Linked DNA regions of Mus musculus: regions 1 and 2 are each linked to region 3. Evidence: chromatin loops called from intact Hi-C (ENCODE). Cell type or tissue: heart. All regions are shown on one strand.

Region 1 (8,000 bases), 59 kb before region 3:
TTAAGAGGGCTGATTGCACATATATTAACTCTTAACTCTTAATATAGAATATATTCTGACTAAGTCTTGCTAGCTTACTCAGCCTTCTCAAAACACCTGGGAAGGCTTCTTTTTGTGGGTGTGCTTTTAGCCCTTTGGCTCTTTGGCTATAGATGCAGTAAAACAGTAAACTGTTTTGTTGGGGTTTTCTTATCCTTTTATTAGGCAAGAAAAACATTGACTGCAGATAAGTTGGAGCATTTGAAGTCTCAGCTGGACCTTACAGCCTGCAGTGAACTAATTTCTCAGCTGGACGACTTGATCTTAAGGTTCGAGCCTTTGGAGTCGGCGTGCAGCAGCAGAAGAAGCTCCATCTCATCGCATGTAAGTGCTTGTCTCTCTCACTTAATTATTTAGTAGGCGTGTGTTGTAGGGAGATGGGGGACAGCTTCCAGTCGTCAGTTCTCTCCTCCTTCTGTGTAGCTTCTGAGGGGTGAACTCAGGTGATCTTACTTGGCATCAGGTGCTTCACCCACTGAGTCATTTGCTAGCTTAGTAACTTTTAAAAGTGTTTTGGATCTTACAGGGAAATGTAAGTCCAAGGGTCTTTCTTGCTTTCCATGTACTTTTTGGGGCGATAGTGGCACAGAGATGTCAGATTTTTTTGTTACTTTGACCGACTACAATGAGCTAAATAGTTTGTAAGAAGGGAAGAGTTATTTTGGCATGTAGTTTGAGAAAGTTTAATGCATGCTTGGTTGGTATTGTCCAATTTTCTGCTGAGCTCCACTTTAAAGGCTTCCCACCTCCCAGTAGCACCTTAGATTGAGCATCAATATAGAACACGTTCAGAATCCAGCATGTAGCAGGGGAGTTTTCTTCCATGATGCACAGTGAAGGAAAAGCAGGTGTGTCTTGAAGCTGCATTTGTTCACGCCACTGTTTACTGCTTGCCGGTCCCAAATGTTCTTCATAGTTTCCTGTCTAGGTGAGGTTGTTTTCAATTTGTGATTTCAGATGTTTTATGTCACCTGAGGGTCTCAGGACTATCTCATTCCTACGGCCTTCCTCACTGCCTGCTTTCCAAAGACAGGACAGGCTGAGCAGTGTGGTGGGTAGCATGGTGGCATTAGCTTATGTGACATCCCCACGCAAAGCACTCAAGCTCTTCTTTCCCTGGTGTGTGCTGGGGAGCTGTAGCTGTTGCTGCCGCTGACCTTAGACTCTAGCACTGGTGTTATTTGGGAAAAGCTGTGTTGTATTACATGGGAGAACTTTGATTTTGAGGGGAATTCTTTTCATTTTTAGGAAAGTTTTAGCATCTTGGACTCTGGTATTTATCGTATCATCAGTAGTAGAAGAGGCAGTCAGTCCGACGAAGATTCTTGTTCCCTTCACAGCCAGACCTTCTCAGAAGATGAAAGGCTTAAAGAATTTGCCTCACACCAGGAAGAGGAGCAGCCAGAGCAGGGCTGTGGTGCCAATAGGAATGAAGGTGATGGGTGTGTCTCTTGTTGGTCACTGACAAGGAGCAGTTGCTCTCTGGGAATTGACAAGATAATGTTATACAGAGTTTCTGTCAGGTCTGAGTAAAGTTTGGCATGTTAGAGACTAGCTGCCTGTAGACCTGCTGGTCACTAGAAGATGGTGACACATAGGTTGTCTTTTTTTTTGTTTGTTTTTTGTTTTTCAAGACAGGGTTTCTCTGTATAGCTCTGGCTGTCCTGGAGCTCACTTTGTAGACCAGGCTGGCCTCGAACTCAGAAATCCGCCTACCTCTGCCTCTCGAGTGCTGGGATTAAAGGCGTGCGCCACCACACCCGGCACATAGGTTGTCTTTAACCTCTTGTTTGGACTAACATTTGTAAAGGGCCTAATTTGGGTCATGCATCAAAAATGCTGGACAGGTTAAGACAGATTATTAGCCAAAATAATGACGCTTTTTACCCTCACTAACCACATTATTTTCCACCAGGAATGAAAGATGGCTCCAGGTTTGGGAGCCATTGCCTTCCCTTTTCAATGCTCCAGCATTCCTGTGACTGAACTGTTGAGAAGAGATTAGTAGAAACTCTAAACTACCTTTGTGGCTTATGGGGATTCAGGGTTAGTAGTTGGATGAAGGTACCTGGCTCCGTGTTTCATGTGGACCATCCATGCATCCCATAAACCTGTGTTCTGTGCTCATTTGTATCTGGGTCGGTTATGATTTTGGTATTGAATCCTTCATTTCCTTTGGTTTATTCATTTCTGAATTTGTTTAGCTTTTTAGAAGTCTTCCATGTGATTAGATGTTTGTTTTTCCCTTCTTCTGTTTATCAGAGAGTGCTTCCCACAGTCCAGTGATGTCTGAGGTAGATAAGAGTGAAGCTTTTCTGCCCTTCAGCATTGCACTGCCATTTCGTTCTCCATCTCCCCTCGTGTCTCTTCAGGCTGTTAAAGACAGGTAGGTGAACCATCTTGCCCTTTAACCCCATTTCTCACTTGGCTTTACTTGTCAAATGACGTGTTGAGAAGGAAGACATTTTAAATGATAAAAAGAAGGCCTCTTAAGTTACTTCTCTAGTCACCAGTTACTATAAACTACTAATTTCTCCTTTTAACCTTGGGGAATTGAGTGTTCCTCTTCATTTGCATAGCTGAGTATTTAGGTTGTTGTAGATGAGCCCCCACTTCCACCCCAGACACAGCAAAGATGAAATACTTTGGTCTCATCTCTGGTGTATGCTGTAGTGTGTCCACGTAGAGGAAGAAGACCACCGTGTCTCATCAGTTCTCTGCTGTGTGGATTCCAGGGATGTCACTCGTCTTGTCAGGCTGGGCGGCAGTGCCTTTACCAGTGCAGCCGCTTTGCGGCCCATTTGCTTTTTCTGTGTATGTGAAGATTTTTGTGTGAGTTTTATGTGTACTATGTGTATGTGGGTGCCTGTGGGAGCAAAGCCATGCTGGGTCCTCTGGAACTGGAGTTAGAGGTGCTTGTGAGCCTTCACGTGAGTGCTAGAAGTGAACCCAGGTTCTCTAAAAGAATATTAAGTACCTTTACTTGCTGAGGTGTCTTGCTGGCCCTTTAAGTCCTTGATCCTTTCTCACTCAATGGGTCAGAATTGGAGGATTTTTTTTTTCCCTTCTTGAGGCATATCCTCATTACATAGCTCTAGCCGACATGCAACTCCGTATGTAGAATGGGCCGGCCTCAAGCAGAGATCCACCTGCCTCTGCTTCTCGAATGCTGGGGTTAAAAGTACATACCATCATCTGGGAGAAATTGGAAATTTTTGAAAATGTTTCCAGTCTTGGCCCTGAGAATGAATGAGAAGATGTGTCTTCTGCTCGGCTACTTGCTCGAGTCCTGCTGAGTGCACATTCTTCTTGTCTGTCCTTCTGTATCTGTTGTGAAAAGTTGGGAGCTAAGTCCCATGAGGTGATCCTTGTTCTTCTCTGACTAGAAAGTGGCATATGGTCACATGTTTACCTTGCTTGAGTTGAAGGAGGCATGACATTGCAGGAACAACTGGATTAGAGACCTGCCCCTCAGCAGTGACTCACTAATCTCAGGACAGGGGCTTGTTGTTGTTGTTGTTGTGTTTTTGTTTTTGAGACAGGATTTCTATGTGTACCTTTGGCTGTCCTGAACCTTGCTCTGTAGACCAAGGTCAGCATTGTCCCAAACTCACAGAGATCTGCCTCCTGACTAAAGGCTGGAATTAAAGGCATGTGCCACTACCACTCAGCTTCAGGGCAGTTCTATAAACACAGTGAATCACTTTATCGTAAGTTTATATGAGACTCATGTGAAATGTGGTTGATTAGAGAAATTGTTATGAGCAGAGTCTGTCTTTTTATTAAGTTCAAGCTGGCTTAATAGTACTAATGCAAACAGAAACATCAGAAACAAGTGTTAGAGCAACTATGATATATAACTAGTGTTATATATCAACTCTGACAGTGTTGATATAATTTCATGTTAGATTTTTGGTATTTGACTTCCAGTGTTTCTAGCTTTGTGCGTAAAACTACTGAGAAGATTGGCACCCTTCACGGAAGCCCCGAGCTGAAAGAGCCTTTTGAATCCAAGGATGCTGACCGAGCACATGAAGAGGAAGTGAGTGCAGTCACCTGCCCTCTGGAGGAGGACACTGAGTAAGCTTGTGTCTGAGTCTAGAATGCTAGGGCAACTGGCAGTGTGCAGAAGCCATAGACAGTACTGTGGGAGACCCTGTATGTGTGACGCTGCTCATCGAAGACTGTTGCGTAGCGCAGAATCTGCAAATTCCACAGTTTACAAAGAATTAATTACTGTTGAGACAGAACTTCAGTCTCAGACCTCATTCACCTTCCGCCTTCTCTGTCATCTTGACACATTTCTGGAATGACAAAGGAGTGCTAGATTAAGAGGAGGTGACTAAGATCAGGTTGTGTCCTAGCCTTCTGACTAGCTGTAGCTTCACATCTTTAATGCTGTCTGGCCTGTCAGCTCTAGGATGTGCTATTGCTTGATGAATTAGAACAGAATATTTAATGAAGATACGGGTTGATGGGGAGTGACAGGGAGACTCTTTAAGGCAATGCAACATGAAACATACTTGCCATTTAGTAAGTACTAGAAGTCTTGGTCTTAAGAAAGCTTTGAACAAACAAAAAAAAAGACAAAATAAGAAAGCTTTGGTTGCCCCTATTGCCTGTGAGTAGGATTCTTTCTTTTTCATGCTTTTCTAGGGAGAAAGAAATTCATCAACCTCCTAAAGAAGACAGGCTTCAAGAACTCACAGCAGCGACAGCAGAAGCAATGTGAGTGTGGAAGGTCTACAGTGCGTGGGGGTGGCCTTTGCACTGCATCTGCACTGGTCTTGACTGTCTAGGTCAGAGGTAGCCTCATTTGCAATGGATGTTCCAAAATTAGTAACGTGCTCCAGGGTCAGTGTTGTCTGCCTTGTAGGCTTGCAGGAAAATTGTCATTTAAAATGCTCAAAAGCAACATTTATTCTATATGAGTATGCTTTAATCAGTTAAGTTTGTTTAAATTGTTTAAAAAAAAAAAAAACAAATGAAACAACTTTACATTCATCTCTTTTATATAGGACCAAGTTATTGGACCCTCTGGTTCTGTTTGAGCCCAAGGTGCTAAGAATGGTTTTACTTGAGTGGCTTTCACAGTTAGAGAAAACATTTGCCATGAAAGACTTCCCCGGCATTTCCAATACCAGCAGTCCAACCGTGAAATCAAACTTGGGTGCACACCTCCTCGGTGAGACAGAAAAGAGAGTATTAGATGAAGAGAGTGGAGAAGGAAGAAGGGTCTCTTTAGTCACTGAAGAAGCTGGAGGTCAGATAACCTGTGACCCTGTAAGCAACCTCAGTGAGCCCTCGGCTGACCGTTTTCGAGTATGCTCTCCATACGCCATCACAAACAGCCTTCAGAGGGACCTGGCGGAATTGACAACGTTGTGCTTGGAACTGAATGTGTTGACTTCAGCAATGGAAAGCGTAGGTGGGCATGTGGACCGGGCTTCACAGCAGCTCTCTCCAGAAATCCTGGCTTGTCGTTTCCTAAAGAAGTACTTTTTTCTTCTGGACTTGAAAAGAGCAAAGGAGAGTATCAAGCTCACTTACGACAGCCCTTGCGTTTGGGACACTTTTGTCGAAGGACTAAAAGGTAACTATCAGGTGGCATTGCCAAATGTAGAGGTATTTTATAATGTGGGCACTTGACAAAAGATTTGGCTAGAACTCTCTGTCTGGCCAGACTCTCTTCTGTTTTCTACTCAACTCTTTTAAAAAAATACGTATTTGTATGTATGTGTGTATGCCTCTGATACATGAAAATACACACTAATCATAAATGAAGTTACTTTTTACATTAACATAGAAAGTAAGGGGTTTCATCATGGCATCTTCGTATGTGTTACATACTTTTCCTCATTCGCCCCTGGCCTTCTTTTTCCTCTTTTCAGCGGATGCCTTTTTCCCTCCAGTTCTCCTCTTCTGTTCTATTACTTTCTCTACAGCTGCGCAATAGAAAACATGCGGCATTTCTGAGTCTTTCTGAGTCTGACTTATTTTGCTTAACATGATTCCCAGTTCCATCCATTTTCCCACACAAGTCATGATTTCATTTTCCTTTATGACCACATAAATTCCATATTCTTTATGTACCACATTGTTTTTAACCATTCACCCTCTGATGGACGGACAGGCATGTTCGGTTTCTTAGCTATTGTGAACATTGCAGCTAACTTGGCTGAGCGGGGTACCTTTGGTGTGTTGACTTGGGATTCCTGGGATGGATACCTGGCTCATATGGCAGATCTAAACTCCAGTGTCACAGCAACTGTAGCAGTTTGCATTCCTGCCAGCAGTGGGAGCTCTTCCCCCCCACATCAGAGGCAGCTGACTGTTCTGACACTGTTCTTTGGCCTGTCTCTTCAGGACCATTGAAAACTACCATAAAAAACCAACAACCACATTTTACTTAGGTCCCGAGTCATACCATTTTTGCTTTCATTGTTTGTTTAGTTTGTTTGTTTGTTTTGAGATAGAGTCTTTGTACAGAGCCCTGGCTGTGGCCTCAAATTCATGAGATCCACCTGCCTCTGTCTCCCAAGTGCTGGGATTAAAGGCGTGCTCCACCATTTCTGGCCTTTTTTGAAACCAGAAAAGTTGTTTTTTGTTTGTTTGTTTGTTTTGTTTTGTTTTTTGGATTTTTCGAAACAGGGTTTCTCTGTGCAGCCCTGGCTTTCCTGGAACTCACTCTGTAGACCAGGCTGGCCTCGAACTCAGAAATCCGCCTGCCTCTGCCTCCCAAATGCTGGGATTAAAGGCATGCGCCACCGCTGCCCGGCAAGTTTTTGTTTTTCTAACTAGCTTGCCACTCCCTTTATTCACTGAGGTTGGCTGTGAATGGTTCCTGAATGCTCCCAAAAGGCAGTTCTTCCTCCTTAGGATGAAGATTTGCTCCATGGCTGGTGTTTGTTTTGGTTTTATGTTTTAAAGGTCAACTATTTTTAAATCAATTTTACTGAATTTATTTTGTCTTTTTTTTTTTTTTTTTTTTTTTTTTTCCCAGAGCTGAGGACCGAACCCAGGGCCTTGCGCTTGCTAGGCAAGCGCTCTACCACTGAGCTAAATCCAATTTTACTGAATTTAAATCTAAAAGATGATATGGGATACAGGTTCTGTAAAACCTGAACAGATTGCCTTCAGTAATAGAGATATGTGACTCATAAGCACACACATACATGGTACACACACACACAGTGCACACATACATGGAACACACACACAGTGCACACATACATGGTACACACACAGTACACACATACATGGAACACACACACACAGTACACACATACATGGTATATACAAACACAGTACACACAGAGTCCTATAAACTTACTTTTTCAAAGCATAATAGTCACTTCCATTTCCACTATTTGTGCTTTTGTCCTCTGACAATTTGCTTTATGTGAGTCTGACAAGGAGACTTAGAGGTTAGGAGCTGGCACTTGCTGCTCTTGCAGAGGACCTGAGCCTGGCTCACAGCACCCACATCAGATGGCTACCACTCCAGCTCCAGGGGATCCCGTGCTGTCTCCTGGCCTCTGGGTACACCAGCACACACATACACAAAAATAAAAATTCCACGGAGTTTTATCTCCCAGTTTAACTTACAATCTTTAAAACATGAGCTTATATCCTGGTAGGTTTTGTTTTTGTTTCCTCCAGTGCTTAGCCAGTCTTGGGGTCTTGTGCTGGGGGGTGACAGCAGGCCGTGATAAAGGCTGTTGAAAGAATGTGTCCATGGGTATTTGCAGCGAGGTGACGGGAAAGGCTATGCTTTACCTTTCAGAAATGGCAAGATCTAATCCTGCCTACACGGAGCTGGAAGAAGGAGACCTGCCCACGGGGTTACAGTTACTGGATGGCTCCGTCCCTTCTGATAGTCCCTTGTTGATTGCATTTGCCACCCGGTAGGTTGTCCTGTATGTTGTTTATGGGAACTAAAACATCTGCAGTGTTTTTAT
Region 2 (8,000 bases), 680 kb after region 3:
CACACACACACACACACACACACACCAAAGTAGGCAGGCTGTACCCATTCCCACTTTCCACATGCTGAATGAATGAATGAATGAATGAACGAACAAACAAACAAACAAATGGGTGTTTTTGAAATATTTCTTAAAAGAAAACACAAGATTCTATGGAATCCAAGTCTTTCAATGGCAGCACATATGACAACTGCCGTAAACTGTGCAGCGCTCAGAACATCTGGCTCACCTCTGCCTCCTCTTGCTAAGCTGCCTGTAGCATCCCCTCTGTGGCTGTGATGGGCAATATCTGGAGACACTGCCAAGCATGCCAGAGACATGCAGCCCCACCGAGCCCACTCAACCGTTGGAAATCTGCATTCCACTGATCTTTACAACAAAATGTTTGCACATGGGAGAAAGGCCATGCTCCTGGCCACCACTGTCACTTGGGCACACTAATTATTTCCTATCATAAAAGTCACTCATAGAGACTGAAGTCCCTCTACCTCTTACCTTATCATACAAGGGGATCATAAAGTAGCCGTTGTTAGGAGCACAGTCCGTCTGATATTTCAAAGTCCCATGCTTGGTGTATAACTTTATCTGGAAAGAAAGGAGAAAAAAAACCCTAAAGCTCTAATATTGGCTTAGAGAATAAGTTTCCACATGACACCTCCATGCGTTCTATTGGCCCGTGGTAGCTGAGCACCTATTACTGGCTAGCTGCTGAAACGGCTACAGGGACACAGGGAAAGAAGTCAGAGCACCCCAGAATAATGTCATTTATATTTTTCTTAGAGAAACCACCTTCAACCTACCCCTAAAGTCTCATTCTTTGAAGCTTTTCCTTGGCTTCAGTAGTTGTCTTCTGTTTTGCTTATGTAAATGTCTGAGTCTAAAACTTTCTAAGTTTGCTATTAGCAAGGCACTTGTGAAAATCCAGATTCCCAGGCCAGCAGGACGCCCAACAGGTTAAGGCATTTACTGCACAAGCCTGGAGACCTAAGCTCAAGTCCCGGAGCCAACATCAGGGTGGGAGGAAGGAACTGAGTTCACAAAGCCATCCTGTGGCCTCCCGCACAGCATGCGCGGACTCACAATAAGATGCAGCACGGACTTTTAACCTCTGAGCTGAGCCATCTCTCCAGCCACAAAATTCTTCTTTTTAGCTTATACAGGCTACTATTAAAGGACAGAATGTCACAGTTCAGAGCTTTGTCTGGTCCTTTTACTGCACTACGATCCCCCACCTGGGACAAGTCTTCAGCGTGTACCAAAACAGTTGTTGAAGGAAGGCACCTCAGGTAGAAACAGAGGGAAGACGACTGAAAAGAGTGGGAGACTAGGCGTGGCTGCACAGCCCTGTAGGCCTAGCACCTGGAGGCCTGGAGGCCTGGTAGGAGGATCACAAGTTCCAGACTGCCTGGGCATGCCCCCAAAAGAAGAGGAGGAGGAAGAGGAGGAGGAGGAGGAAGGGGAGGAAAGACTGTGAAATACCCATAATATTTACATGTTATAGAATACACTCGCCAGGCAGTGGTGGTGCACGCCTTTAATCCCAGCACTTGGGAGGCAGAGGCAGGTGGATTTCTGAGTTCGAGGCCAGCCTGGTCTACAGAGTGAGTTCCAGGACAGCCAGGGCTACACAGAGAAACCCTGTCTCAGAAAGAAAGAAAGAAAGAAAGAAAGAAAGAAAGAAAGAAAGAAAGAAAGAAAGAAAGAAAGAAAGAAAGAGAGAGAAAGAAGACAAGACTATATTGGTAAATTGTCACATGCTGTTTGAGCTCACTCGGAAGCTGGCTCTGGGAGCAGTGATGTCCCTTCTCCCTGTCAGACCTAAGCAAGCTTGTTTCAAAGTGTCTTCCAAGGACTGGCTGGCCCCATCCCTGTGACAGGGAGGGAAAAGAACAGCAAAATACCCCAAAAGTAAAATACCACTGAGCACAGGTGGAAGGTGGACCATTCCCAACAGATGTTACTATTCTTCCTCCTATGATATAAAAGTGCCTGGGGAAGCCACAAGTTCAGGAGTGTTATACTCAATCATGGAGAGAAAGCTCAACCAGGACTCCAGCTGATTCCTCAATTCCCCCATCAGTTTCCCCAGCTGTTGTAAGCACCTGAATTGATGGTATCACCTCCATACATTGTTACTTGTTTGTGAGAGGAAGGACACCCTGCTCTGTCCAGGGCTCCCTGTATTGCGTCCAGCGGACTTCTTCAGTCAATGGCTGTTTTGAACACTCATTTTGATGCTGCATTGTCATCTGTGTATCTGCTGGTTGCTGTTTATTATTGTACTCTGGCTTGCTACATTGTAACCATACCTTTAGCTACTTTGTGGGTTCTTTTTCTTCCAGCCTTTTCCACCCCCTTTCCTTCCACCCTTTCAGTCCCTAACACCAGATAGGAGAGAAAAACCGATAGAGGGGAAAGGGGGCGAAGTCATTGCTAGACTGCTTGCTTCCTGCTGATTAGGGGTGACCAACCAGTTCCTCAGGGCAAGTTTGATCTTTACTGTCAGGATATCTAAAACAACCAACCAACACCCCACCTCTCAGGGCCCTAGCATTTATATTCCCTCTGAAGAGTCCCCAGAATTCCAAATGTCACACACTCACAGAAACTATCTGCAGCTGGCAAAATTTGTCCTGCTAGTGCCTGAGGGAGATCATCATCAGATACTGGGGACAATCTGAGGCAGCCCCATGTCCCACACATGGGATTAAAATGACAACATATAATATTTTTTGTGATAAAAAAAAAAAACTCAAACTCTCACTATACATGTATTTAAGAAGCCCATTAATTCAAAATCAAAAGCATGGCTGCCATACTTCTCTCTGGACCATGCAGTACAAGTCTTTTGTGAAGTACAGCTCAGAAAACCCTCCGTGGAGATAACATGCATGAGATGTCTGATGTTGTAAGCAGAGATTACAAAAGGATGGGTTGCTTCAGAGAGGAGGACAAGGAGCCCTAAGGCTGGAGCACCACAGTTCACAATGGACCACAAAACCTACTCTCTGCTCTCGTAATCCCTGTTAGTGCTTAGGGGTGAGGTGACTGTCCTCTGACACCCCTGACTGTCCTCTCCTTCCTCTCAAAGCTGCAGAAAGCTCAAGCTGAAAAGCCTTCCAGGGCAGCTTCTGAGATGCCCAATGCTACAAAGCCAGTAGGTGGCACGGCCCCTGGTGACATGGAACCAGGACATACTCCTGTAATCCAGCACTGTGGGAAACAGAGGCAAGAGTGTCCAGAGTTCAAAGCCAGCCTTGGGTATATTGTAAATCTAAGGCCATACTGTGTCTCAAAAAATTGGAAAATCAATTATAAATCAACCAACGAGGTAGAGGGACTCTACAGAGAAAGCCTGGAAGATGACAGTTGATTCTCCGCGTCGGGAAATCTTACACCACCTCTAACCCCACCTAGAAGAAAGGTAGTTTGAAGAAAGGCTACGCCCACAGGAATTCAGGGTGGGAACGGCTTCTCACCTTTTCCCCCCGGCCCCACTGGGTCAGCTCAAAGGGCTCTCGGGTGCCCTTCTCTTTGGCACCTCCACATTTCTCCTCCTTGGGCACCAGTCTTTACCTCTTCCCATCTCCCTCCTTTCTCTGGCAGCACTACCAGCCCTCCTGGGAAAACCTAGCCTAGCTCTCTCTCCAATCCCCTGTGTCTACTTCTACCCCACCCCCTCTTCTCACAGGCTTTCTGGGTCAGAATCCCACCGGGTTGATAACCACTTCACATTAACTTTCGACTCAGTCAAAAATAACTCCACAAATCTCTAGTGTAATTCCAGCAACTATGCAAGGTGGCTGGCAACTTTAAAAAGGAGAGGTGGGGAAGGTAGGGCAGCTTCGCAGCCCCAGAGGTTGTTACACTGTTCCATGTCAGGACTTAGCAATGGGAATCGATCATCTTTAAATTCATCCCAGGGAGGATGGAGGAGCGGTAAGTCCGAGCCTTGGGGTCTTTAGTACGGAGAGTGACACGTGTGGTTTCCAAGTTCTGCAATATGGGTTGGGCAGATTAGAGTTTCGGAGGTCCTGGTATGGGGGAGCCGGGGTCGGGCAGACCCTCTCGGCCTTCCCGCTCCTCGGCGCGGCTGAGGAAGAGTGCAGAGCAGCCGAGAGCCTGGCCAAGGGTCATCCAGCCCACCCGGCTACGCGCGGCCGGGGCTCACCTCGATGAGCGAGTAGTTGATCTCCACGTCCGACTTCACGAAACCCCCGCAGCCTACCACGATGTCCTCGGAGCCGATCGCGCGCCCCGCGCCGCTCAGTAGCAGCAGCAGCAGCGCCGCGGCACACCGGCCCGCACGCATGGCCCGGCCTCCGCGTGCCTACCCTCCGCAACCCGCCCGGTCCCGCCCCTCACACCGCACGCAGCCGGCTCCTTCCTTCTCCTCGCTGGGCTGACAAGCCCAGGACCCGCCCCGGAGCTGCTCTGCGCAGGCGCGCCGCGGCCCTGCGCCCACGCCCCCAAGAAAGACCGACGCGACACGCGATCCGCCCGGAATGATGGCCGCTTGCGCCTCTGGCGTCCTGGAGGACTCTGCGCAGCCTCTGGAAGGAACAGCCCAGACAGGCTTCCACTTCAGAGTCATCGTCACGGCTAAGAGCTTTTTTGTTGATTAATGTATTCAACAAAGCCCAAGTCTTTTTGACTCACATATTTCACGCCAGATGTAATTTCAAAAAGCCCTTTAGAAATGTGTTATTTAGTTCTTTTTCCCACGACGCCATCTCTTACCAGTGCTTGACTGTATATTAAAATTTTGTTTTAGCCAAACAAGTCTAAGGCTTGCCTGAACCACAGGGCACATTCAAAACCAACCTGGGCAACTTTAGCCCTGCTTGGGTTACATAGAGAGTACTAGGGTAACCAGAGAGTAAGGGTGGGGGGTTGGGGGGTGTCTTGGGTTGACGGCAGTCAGTAAAGTGTCTCACAATGATAAGGATCTGAGTTTGACCCCCAGAACCATGCTAACACCAGCAACCTCAGCACTGGGGAGGTGGAGACTGGAGGACCCCCGGGGCTCACTGTCTAGTCTAAGGGGAGAACAGTAAGAAGCTCAGTCTCCGAGGATGTGGGTCACCTTCCTACCTGACAGTGATACTCCAGGCGTCCTCTGATGGATGTGCTGGGGCAGAAGGTTTATTATAGACATCTGGGAGAGCACAGCCAGAGGCGGGAACATCTGGGAGAGTCCAGAGTGAACGTGACCCTGAGCCATGAGAAGAGACAGGGAGGGGAAGGGAGAGTGGAGAGAGGGGAACCAAGTGCAGCAGCCAGGAGGCACAGAGGTGTAGCCCTGGAGAGTTCAGGGCAGGGGATGGGGGATGTCAGCCATGGTGGCCCTGTAAGAGTTAGGAGCTGAGTGTTGCTGATAGAACCTGGGGGCCAGGTCCGCTTTAATATGTTAAATAGGCACCTCAGCGGTGTGTCCCAGGTTTGACACCTCACACTGCTTCCATGATGGACGATAGAATTTGAGGTAATCTGGAATCTGTGTTCCTGGGCCATGGCTCAAAATGGCTCCAGAATAAACTATCTATTATTCCCCTTAAGATGAGAGCTCTGGTTTTGTGTTGACACACCCACACATGTGCACATAAAGAAATCTGTGCATCTGGCTTCTTTATTACCAATGATGTATTTCTGTTGACATGGTTTTCCATTACAAATGATGCTGTACTTGGCTTTGAGACTTCATCTCACTAGGTAGCCCTGGTAGGCCTCAAACTCACTTACATCCCCCTGCCTCTGCCTCCTGAGTGCTGGGGATTAAAAGCATATACCACCTACCTGGCTAAATGATGTTTTCTTCTGCAAAACATATTAACTAAGTTCATAATTATATTTAAAAAGATATTTATGGGGCTGGAGAGGCGGCTCAGCGGTTAAGAGCACTGACTGCTCTTCCGAAGGTCCTGAGTTCAAATCCCAGCAGCGACATGGTGGCTCACAGTCATCTGTAATGAGATCTGATGCCCTGTTCTGGATGTCTGAAAACAGCTACAGTGTACTTACATATAATAAATAAATGAATCTTTTTTTAAAAAAGATATTTACGTTTTATTTTGATCCCAACTCTAACTTGTATAGAAACACTTTGAGGTTTTTTTTCTCTCTTAAGCCTGAAATTCATCCAGTTTAATTGCCTTTGAATTCATTCTCTCAAATGAATTCATACACTTGAATAAATAATTTTTTATGCCAGGAAATAAAGCTGCTGCAGGTTAGAGCAATCAGTGCCAGGGGCGGGGGGGGGGGGGGAGGGGGGAGTGACACTCACAGGAAGAAGGGCCATGGCTTCTCTGTCCTCACCACCACCTCCACCTCCCACCAAAACGGACCCAAATAAACAGAGAGGATGTGAAGTTTCACTGACAGCAGGCTTGCCGCACACAGCTTGCAGACGCAGTTGCGAGTTCTTCGAGAGCCCTCTCCTGCTGAAAGCTCAGAAGAAGCCGGCTGAAAGAACACTGTGCATCATACTGCGGGCACAGGCAACCCCAAAAGGTGGGGCAAGCCAAGCTGGAGAACCCATCCCGCCTGGGCCCTGCCAAAGAGAGGCTGTGGGAAAAGGTGGGGGCAAGACCAGAGAAGTGGCAGGGTTTGGACAGGGCAGAGGTCTGCATTCCTCCCTCACTGGAGCAGAGCACCTGGGTTGGTCTGTCTGGGGCAGTTTTTCTTCCCTACCTTGGAAGGAGTACAAACTCGTTACACAAAGAGAAAAGTGGAAAGGAAATGGGGTTCCCTGTGACCTCAACTTTACTACATCTCCAACTGTGTATCTGTGCAAACAGGATAAGACAACACAGAGTCACTTGTCTATTTGCCTATCTGTCTTGTCTTATCTGTCTGTCTGTCTGTATTGCATTGCTGGGACACAACCCATGGTCCCCTTAGCCACACCCCTTGCTTTAAGAAAAGAAAATGAGCCCTGACTTAGGAACACTTCTCCTTCTCATACCCTGCTGGTGCTGGGATCTATTTCAGAGTGTTTGGAGGCCACATTTCCATATTAGTGGGTTTTGCCGTAGCATTTTAAGGTGCTGCTGCTGCTGCTGCTGCTGCTGCTGTAATATCAGTACTAATAACTAACTTACCGAGCCATGCTGTGTGACTTGCACTGCTTAAGCCATTTCAAGGGTTGTTTTATTTTCATCATTTGTATGTATGCACAGGAGTGTGGAGGCCCGGGAGAAGGTGTTGGGTCCCCTGGAGCTGTCATTGCAGATGCTTGTGAGCAGCTGGAAGAGAGTCGTGGGAACCCAACCCCAGTCCTTTGCAGAAGCAGTGGGAGTTTAGAGTGCCTGAGCCACCTCTCCAGCTCATACTAAGGTCTTTATTAAGATTGTTCTTAATAAGGCACACAGGCGGCTGGGCCAGCAGGGGCTTGGGTTGTAGGCTAGCCTGGTCTGCATAGTGAGACCCTATCTCAAAAACTAATAAATAGAAGGACAAATACACACGTAAATAAATATTTTTCAAAGTAAGGCACTTCTCATTCTTCGCAGCGCCTGCATTTAGACAACATCTGTCCCGAGTTGCTGGTCCTGTAAATTACTAAGTCTCTTGGCTCTTTCCGCAGGATACCTTCCTGCATTGCTAAGTCCAAAGTATGCAGCAAGTTTGGGAGGGACTTCTCACGGAGAGGAAGCATGGAGGTGGCCGGCCCGGCACTTTTCAGGGGTTCCAGAATCACCTCCCCGGGCACCAGCTCCACCTCTGTATGCAGCTGGACCTTGCCCTGGGGCCTCCGCTATCCAGCTCCAATCCCTGTCAAACCTGCCTGGTCCCGCCTCCTCCTCCTCGGCTTGGAGCTGAGTTCTGAAGGCTGCTCTGGGACAAACAGACTCAGACTGATGAACAGAGGGCGCTCCATGGCCACGCCTGGAGAGCAGTGCGCCGGCCTGAGGGTGAGTCCAGCCTGCCCCACTCCTTTCTCTGCTCCAAGGATAACTCAAGCTGCTGGGGAAAGCCGCACTGGACTTCAAGTTCTT
Region 3 (8,000 bases):
GGACTTGGGTGTGCACTTCAGATTTCACGAAGAATCAATAAAAAGCTTAAAAGAATTCTCAACGGATTAGTTAAACCATTGTTAGTAAAGAAAAAGTCCATGCAAATTGCTTTTCTTAATGTGTAGGAAAAATACTCACTTGCCTTCTATCAAAGAAGGGGGTTGGGGCTGGAGAGATGGGTCAGCAGTTAAAAGCACTCGCTGGTCTACCAGAGGACCTGGGTTTAATTCCCAGTACTCATGGTAGCTCACAACTATCTATAACTCCAGTTCCAGGGGCGCTGACATCATTTTCTGACCTCTACAGGCACCAGGCATTCATGTGGGTCACATGCATCCATTTGGGCAAAATACACATAAAATAAAGCCAGGTTAAAAAGGGACGAGAGGGAGGGGGGAGACGGGGAGGAGGAGGGGGAGAAAGGGGAAGGAGGAAGGGGAAGGGGGGATGAGAGGGGTTTGAAAAAGTAGATACTTGGGAGGTGAGTTTTGAGTCTAAAGTGGCTGAGGAAGTCAATACATAATCCCGGAACCAAATGTTTATGCCTAGGAAGTCAGAACAAAGGAGGCGGCAGGTTTCACACACAGTTCTCTGTGAAGCACTTCCCCAAAGAGGTTTGCAACCAGGGCTTGTGGGAAGTTGTAGCTGCTTACTGCTAGGACAACGTGAGCCAAGCCAGCCACGGAAGAATCTTTTTCCTAAGCCAAAGGCAGCTTGGGCAGTGTCTTGGCTGAGGACCAAGGGACGAAAATCTTTGAACAGTTTTTTTTCCCTTTCAGTCACAGAGCTCAAAATAACCAAAATAAAGGCCAAATCTAGGAAGAGGCATTTTTTTCTTTTCAAGGCTTTAATGTATGACAACAATTCTCTAACATGGTGTCCACGCTTGGTCTGCTCCATCCTGCGTCACATGTATCAATGTCTGCCACAGCACCATAGCATCCTCTGGCCTGTAGTATGACTGAAAGTTCTACACGCTCATTTTTCTAGGCTGTTACTTCTTCTTCTCGGGTATTATTCACCACCTTCCAGCTTACGAGGTTTATCTACATCAACTTGTATCTCCAACGAGATAGCCACAGTTCTCTTCTTGGTAGCAAACAACTTGGGGAACACCCCTGAGCTATTGCCTCCTGGGTGGGCTCTTTTTAGCCCCTCTGCTTTCCTCTGCTTCCAGCCCAGGGCTCTTAGAGCAGGAGGCCAAATGTGATACCTTCACCACACCTACCACGTCGCAGCTATACCGTCCTTCTTTCTCTAGGGAACTCAATACATTTAATTTTTCTTTTGCGTAAAGGGGTGGGGATAGTAAAGGAGAGAAGACCATGGTCTGAATGGCTTTCTTATAAGATAAACTCCCACGGCAAAACCTAGAGCTGCTTTTCTGGCTCTAGCAGCTGTTTCCTGATGTCATTTCCCAGCATTCCTGTGTCTCCTCTTGCCACTTTCTGCCTGAATCCATTGTTAGGATAATTTAGCATCCAGGGAGCCTTCCTCATCTTTATGGTGTGTTATTTCTTTGTGACTTTGAAGCAAATTGTTTTATTGTTTAGTGTCCCTGGTTAATCAAAGTCTCTAGATTTCGTCTGCTCCCTGACCTTCCATAGCAATATGGAGTATACTGGAGTCTGGAGATCTTCCGCAGCGTTGGGTGCTAAATGCCAGCTTCTGCCTCCCATCCTCCTGTTCCCTAAGGCTCCAGCTTAAACCTGAACTGAGCTTTGAAAGGGCATTAGCTTAGCCTTTGGATTGGATCCCATGATTTATCACACATTCATATTTTTCTTTCTAATATTGCTCCCCCCCCCCAAGAAACTGGATATAAAGCATTTGTCTTGATTATTTCCAACCAGGATGGCGAAGACTTCAGAAAGTCCTAACTGGCCACATTTCTGGAAATGCCTAGATGGCGCAATCTGGGGAAAGAAGATGTACATGAAGGAAAAGTTATCTTCTGAAAGAGAAATTATGGGTAAGTGGGATTATGCAAGATCAAACAGGGATTGCTCCATTAGTGGAGTGACAGTATATATAGATATCCTCGGCCACATCTCCTCAGCAAAGGACAGAAGCCACTCACCTGGGGTCCCAGAAGGAGCTCGCAGCACGAGGTGAGTTGCCAGAACTTTCCAGCATTTCCTCTTTGCAGATTCTTTTCCCCGCCAGCATTTGCTTGTTGTGTTTAATGTTCTATCTCTATCCTGAATCCACTAGATGGTTAGAATTCACTGGATATTATGCTTTCTGCATGGAACTTGTAGTGTGCTTCTGTGTGAATTCAGGGAAGGGTGCAATAGCCTTCTACAGATAGAATGCAGGGAGCTATGTTGGTTAGAAAGCCCCCACATAGCCCTCTGGAAACTTCCTTTACAGTTGGGTTTCAGCTGGCATGATTGGAGTGCAATGTGCTTTATATTAATGGTCCATTTGCAAACCCTTAGATAGTGGGATTCTAATGAAATACAAGGAAATGGAGAACTAGAGAGTTCCCTGAAATCCCCTTACCTATAATCTTTGTTTGTATGTGTGTGGGTTTATGTATGAAATCCAGTGGGGTTTGTTACCAGTGTGCAAGGATAGATAGCTCAGCACTGCAGAAGCATCCTCCACCCCACGAAATGGCATGCTCATCTTTGTTTTCCTGGCCCTATAGCAGGATGAAGCCTTCCATTGCCATCATTCTTTGCATCTTGATCCTGGGAGTTGACAGCCAAAGATGGGTCCAGTTCATGAAAGAAGCTGGTCAAGGTAGGCTTCAAGGATGGGGGCTGGAGGTTGTATTTCTGAGTTTTAAGAATTTACTTGAGCAGGGACCACATAATCAAGGGCAAACATGCTTGTAAAATCCCCATAGAGTGGCGGTGTAGCTCTTCCTGAGAAGTTTGTAGCTTTTTTGCTCAGTGTTGACCTTTTTCTGTGAGGATCCCAAATCTCAGATCCTGTAATGTTTGTACAGCAGTCTTTCCACGGGAATGTAGGTGAAATCTGTAGGTCAAAGATGTAGACTCCCCAATAGAAGTGGGGAAGAGGCCTCTACTGCCCCCTTGTGGAGAGTGATGAGCAGTTCACGTCTATATCTGGTTCCAGGGAAGGTGCGGAGGGGGAAAACCGGGGCAGCAGGTGACAACCCACAGAGACAGCAAACAAGGCTAATTAAGTTTGCCACACAGAGTGGGCATTGTCCAAGGAGCATAATGTATGGAAATGAATTCCATACATTAAAATTAATCTTGTGGCGTAGGTGTCACTACTACCCTTTAAGGAAACCAATGTACAAAGAGCATACGTAAGCTATCTTACTTAGAAAACCCCTGGAAGAGCAGAATTTAGCCCAGGTTAGCCACTATACAGCTCTGAGCACACACTTACTTATTTACCTGAGAAGGAATAGATCATGGCACGGGTGGAAGGCAGCTCCACCGTCAACAGGAGACAGTGACTTACTTACCTGGGACATAGGTCTATTATTGAGGCTGAGACATAGACAAGAAACTGTCATCAAGGGAAATATAGCCCACCAGCCATAAGACAACAAAAGACAGTCAGTCAGTCAGACTCTTTCTTTCTTTCTTTCTTTCTCTCTCTCTCTCTCTCTCTCTCTCTCTCTCTCTCTCTCTTTCTTTCTTTCTTTCTTTCTTTCTGATAGAATTTCTCTGTGTAACCGAGCCCTGGCTGTCCTGGACTCACCTTGTAGACCAGGGTGGCCTCCCATTCACAGAGATCCATCTGCCTCTGCCTCCTGAGTGCTGGGATTAAAGGTGTGTGCCACCACAACTCAGCCTCACAATGAAAGTTAAGAGAACCTAGGCTTCCCCTTTCTCCCTAACTCACTACCTTTGATATTTCCCATTTATCATTAGCTGGATCTGATTCCTTCAGTGTGCAGCTCACTCTCCTGGTCCTTAGTTTAGATCTTCCTTCTGTTTGTGGCACCGTCCTGAGGAGCAGGGGGGCGGGGCGGTAGTAAATGAGCAGAGGGGGCAGGGGGCGGGGCGATAATAAATGAGCATTTTCCACGGACTTCCTCGTGCGTTTCCCTCAGCTTTTCTGCATAAGCACCATGGTGGATAGCACTCTTCCCTGTTCCTGGAGAGGAGGTAGGGGTTTTAAACCTAGTGTGTCCATTGCCACCAGAGTGTCAATCATCCTGCTTGTGGCAGTCTGTGGCAGAGACGTTCCCCTTGTTACCTCTGAAGGAGTGCTGAGAACTGCTTGGGGGAAATAGATCCTGGACATCCAGGTGGACTCAGAACAGAGCTGCGCTCACTCTCTCTGCCTGGAGAGCAGTTTCTCCCATTGCTTTGTGCTAGGCAAGAACTGTGGCTGCGGTGGTAACTGTAGCGTTTGGGAGGCCGAGGCAGAAGGATTGTGAGTTTCAGGCCATCCAGGGATACACAGAGACATAGGCTGTCTCTAAAGGAAAAGAGAACACAAGAGAAAGGAAAGGATCGGAAGCAGAGGGAGGGGAAAGGAGGAAGGGAAGCGATCTCATTTCACACCTTAGAAGTTCCCCTGGACCATTTCAGAGAGAGCTTCTTATGGTGACCGTTGTCATATGATGACGCACTCCCTAGAGATCACCTCTCCTCTTCTTACACGCTTTTTGAACAGCCAAAGACAAACAGCATGAAAAAACCAAAACAAAAAACAAAAACAAACCAAAAAGCTGGGCAGTGGTGGCGCATGCCTTTAATCCTAGCACTTGGGAGGCAGAGGCAGGCGGATTTCTGAGTTCGAGGCCAGCCTGGTCTACAGAGTGAGTTCCAGGACAGCCAGGGCTACAGAGAAACTCTGTCTTGAAAAAACCAAAACAAAAAAACAAAAACAAAGACAAACAGCAACAGAGCTAAGATGGGAGTCCATTGGGATAAAACCCGCTCCAATGTACTTCTTTGGGCAGTAAGAACTATTTATTTCAAGCTAGCAACATTTCTGTGGGTTTTGGGAAAAGCTGGGATGAGTTGGATAGACGTCGTAGCCCTCTGTTTTACCTCAACACAACCACCGCCATCACTCTCTTCCCTCTCCAGGGTCTAGAGACATGTGGCGAGCCTACTCTGACATGAAGAAAGCTAACTGGAAAAACTCAGACAAATACTTCCATGCTCGGGGGAACTATGATGCTGCCCGGAGGGGTCCCGGGGGAGCCTGGGCTGCTAAAGTCATCAGGTAACACGGGTCTGGGTGAACAGAGATTGACTGCCTTGGACAGCCAGGAAGGAGCTGTCTCTTCTGCAACCTGTGTATACTACCCGTTACCTCTCGATCTTCCTCTTTTCTGTGCATAGTACTGGAAGGGGTTGGTGGTCATGTGATTGCTTGTGGATGACCCCCCCACTTCCTGCTGCTGCTGCTCATCCAGTGTGAGGCTGACAGCCTGGGCAGGGTCCTACCAGCCTCTCCCTCCCCTCACAGCCAGGAGGAGAGAGTCCTGAGGGTGGAGCTACTGCCTGTGGGCTTGGTTAAAAATCTTCTTGTCCATCCTAATTACAGCGATGCCAGAGAGGCTGTTCAGAAGTTCACGGGACATGGAGCAGAGGACTCAAGAGCTGACCAGTTTGCCAATGAGTGGGGCCGGAGTGGCAAAGACCCCAACCACTTCCGACCTGCTGGCCTGCCTAAAAGATACTGAGTTTTCTCTTCCTGTTGTTCCCAGTCATGCTGCCCCCCGAGAAGAGGAGCAACTACTGGGTTGAGATATTTTCTAAAATCTGGATCCCTAAACATCCCAATGTGCTGAATAAATACTTGTGAAATGCACTTTGTCGCTGTCACTGTTGTTTTGAGAGCACAGGGCAGTCACACTGAGGGTTGAGGGCCTGTGGGTTAGCAGGGGACATCACTTGCTTTTCTTTTCTTTTTCTTTTCTTTTAAAGAAAGAGACAAGAAGAGATGGAATTGGAATATGACACGAGATAGCAAGAAAGCGCTGTGTATGGTTTCAGTTATGAAGTTGAAAACTAGATAAAAACCAATGCATTCTGGGCTATGGCCCAGTGCTAAGCATGACTGCCAAGCACAGGTGAGGCCCCAGCTTTCAGTCCCCTGTGCCCTCCCCGAGAGAAAAATCAGTAAGTTCTGACTCACTGTAAAATACGACTTACAAAGGCTGATGGCAAAATCACTTCCCACTGAGAAAGCATCAACTCTAGATGCCTCTCTGCAGATAATCTCAGCCCTTCAAAAGGGCCAGCCACTCCCATTTTGTAAAAAATAATTGCAGAAAAAAAAAGACATATTCTGCAATCATTTCCCCTGGGGTAGAAAGGCTTTAACACCAAGCTGGGTGGTTTGCAGTCATCATGGTTAACTAAACTAAGTCTTTAAGGTTATAGTTGAAAATCACACAAGACTGTTGATTACCTATGAGTAACTAGAGAAGCATGAACTGAGCTGTGTTTTCATTCAAGGTCAACAGAAAGGGGTATGGGGGGGGGAGAGAAAATAAAAATGAATAAAGCTACTTTCTGGTTATAAAAAGTGAGTCTGTGAGAGAAGGAGCAGGGACGCTTGAGTGGGTGATAACTCAGAAGATTCCATAAACACGAGACACAGCTAACTCAACTTCCTGCACCTGAGATTTTAAGAGAAAAGTAAGTTTGCAGAGCATGTATGCACACTTCAGTGTACTAGGATGAATCTCAGATAAAAGAATTAAAAACAAAAACCAACCAAACAAGAGTTTCTGGGCACCGTGGCACCTGCCTATAGTTCTAGCTGCTGGAAGTGGAGGCATAAGATGGCGAGTAGCAGGCCTGGACTACATAGCTTGACCCTGACTCAAACAAAGAATCAAATCAAAGAAAGATTAAAACTCCACAAGTGCGTGCTAAAATTGAAGTTGATGTAAGGTTTAAATCAGCACTAATGAATAGCTAACATATCTGGACATGGCAGTTACTGTGTGTGTGTGTGTGTGTGTGTGTGTGTGTGTGTGTGTGTGTGTTCTGTGCTCACTCCTAGCTCTGGGTGGAGAAGAAGACCCCATGGATCCTACAGGTTCCCGGACCTCGCGGGAGCCTGACGGCAGGGGGCGCTGTGTGGGAGCTGAGCCGTGTGCCTTGGGCTCTCTGGCGCGTCCTCTCGCCTCCTCCGCGGCTTCCGGTACTGTTGGCGCGCATCGGCATGGATCGAAACCCGTCTCCTCCGCCGCCTACCTGTGGTTCGGAGGATGAAGAGGACCTGGGTGGGGGAGACCGCATCGGGAGCACGGTCTACAGCAAGCACTGGCTCTTCGGCGTCCTCAGCGGGCTCATCCAGGTGCGGAGACTCGCGCAGGCGCCCTCCGTGCCCAGGGAGTGGACGGGATGCTGGAGGCTCGCGGGTGCCGATGGACTAACTTGCCAGAACCACACCGCGCACGTACTTTACTGGGCTTCTACTTCCTAACCCCACTGTCACGTACGAAGTCGAGACCCTACCATTCGTGTTTTGTCGGCTCTTGTTCTAGTGGAATACATAGTTTGGAGTCAGACAACCCTGATCTCCGAGACGCGAGCTTATCCCATGCTGGAAACGGGACTCCTTAACCCAGATCCTCCATTTCTTTCATAGTTTCTATTAAAACAAGATAATCAGTATTATCGTAAACAAGATTTTGTATAGGTTGAGATTATAATGAGGCTGCCAATAGATGTTTTTCTGCCCATTGCTGTCCATACCGCCAATTTCTGTTTTCTCTAAGCCATTTTCTACATTGCCAAAAAAAAAAAAAAACCCTTCCTTTTTATTATTTTTAAAGGTTGTTCTTGTTGCTCATAGGAGAACACTTTCTATTTCCTAACTGGGGATCCAAGGTTGGTTGTGTCTTCTTCAGCCATTTTACGGTACATTGTGTTCCATCACCAGTAGACAGTTGGCCATCTCCAAGCATGTCTTATACTTTCTGAGCACTTGTAGTCACCTCCGAATGCTTGCCTCATTTCCCCAGGACAGTCCTAACCTTCCCATAGATTTAGATTTCTTCTTTTAAGAGAAATGTGTGTCTTCTCCCAGGAGT

The links. Peaks named below come from ENCODE experiments on the same cell type or tissue, not always from the same donor. Only the 100,000 strongest peaks of a DNase experiment are listed, where the experiment ranks them.
Region 1: a loop joins it to region 3, with 7 times the contacts of the local background. A loop is called at or near these places in 26 of 42 quality-filtered maps.
Region 2: it touches region 3 in a loop (3-fold over the local background); 3 of 42 quality-filtered maps call a loop at or near these places.

What each region holds. Positions count from the first base shown.
Region 1 is chr7:46,769,239-46,777,238 of GRCm38, reverse strand. Hps5 (HPS5, biogenesis of lysosomal organelles complex 2 subunit 2) reads left to right here. Exons shown (of 23, transcript NM_001005247.2): 11 at 205-363; 12 at 1,288-1,474; 13 at 2,302-2,425; 14 at 3,970-4,119; 15 at 4,696-4,767; 16 at 5,058-5,632; 17 at 7,826-7,946. Among named protein-coding and RNA genes, the nearest start is that of Saa2, 21 kb to the right of the region's middle. In heart, a CTCF peak has its summit at 6,336; no DNase peak of the experiment used is centred here.
Region 2 is chr7:46,030,144-46,038,143 of GRCm38, reverse strand. It overlaps Abcc6 (ATP-binding cassette, sub-family C (CFTR/MRP), member 6), which reads left to right and starts at 7,858. Exons shown (of 31, transcript NM_018795.2): 1 at 7,858-7,916. The coding sequence starts at 7,863. It overlaps Nomo1 (nodal modulator 1), which reads right to left and starts at 4,448. Exons shown (of 31, transcript NM_153057.4): 1 at 4,172-4,448; 2 at 496-585. The coding sequence starts at 4,312. In heart, a CTCF peak has its summit at 4,533; a DNase peak (open chromatin) is centred at 4,443; H3K4me3 peaks cover 2,304 bases; H3K27ac peaks cover 1,216 bases; H3K27me3 peaks cover 654 bases.
Region 3 is chr7:46,709,759-46,717,758 of GRCm38, reverse strand. It overlaps Saal1 (serum amyloid A-like 1), which reads left to right and starts at 7,108. Exons shown (of 12, transcript NM_030233.1): 1 at 7,108-7,261. The coding sequence starts at 7,127. Saa3 (serum amyloid A 3) reads left to right here and starts at 2,083. Exons shown (of 4, transcript NM_011315.3): 1 at 2,083-2,112; 2 at 2,655-2,749; 3 at 5,032-5,170; 4 at 5,495-5,761. The coding sequence starts at 2,659. The coding sequence ends at 5,633. In heart, CTCF peaks have their summits at 3,046 (motif pointing left) and 7,068 (motif pointing right); a DNase peak (open chromatin) is centred at 7,188; H3K4me3 peaks cover 1,160 bases; H3K27ac peaks cover 729 bases.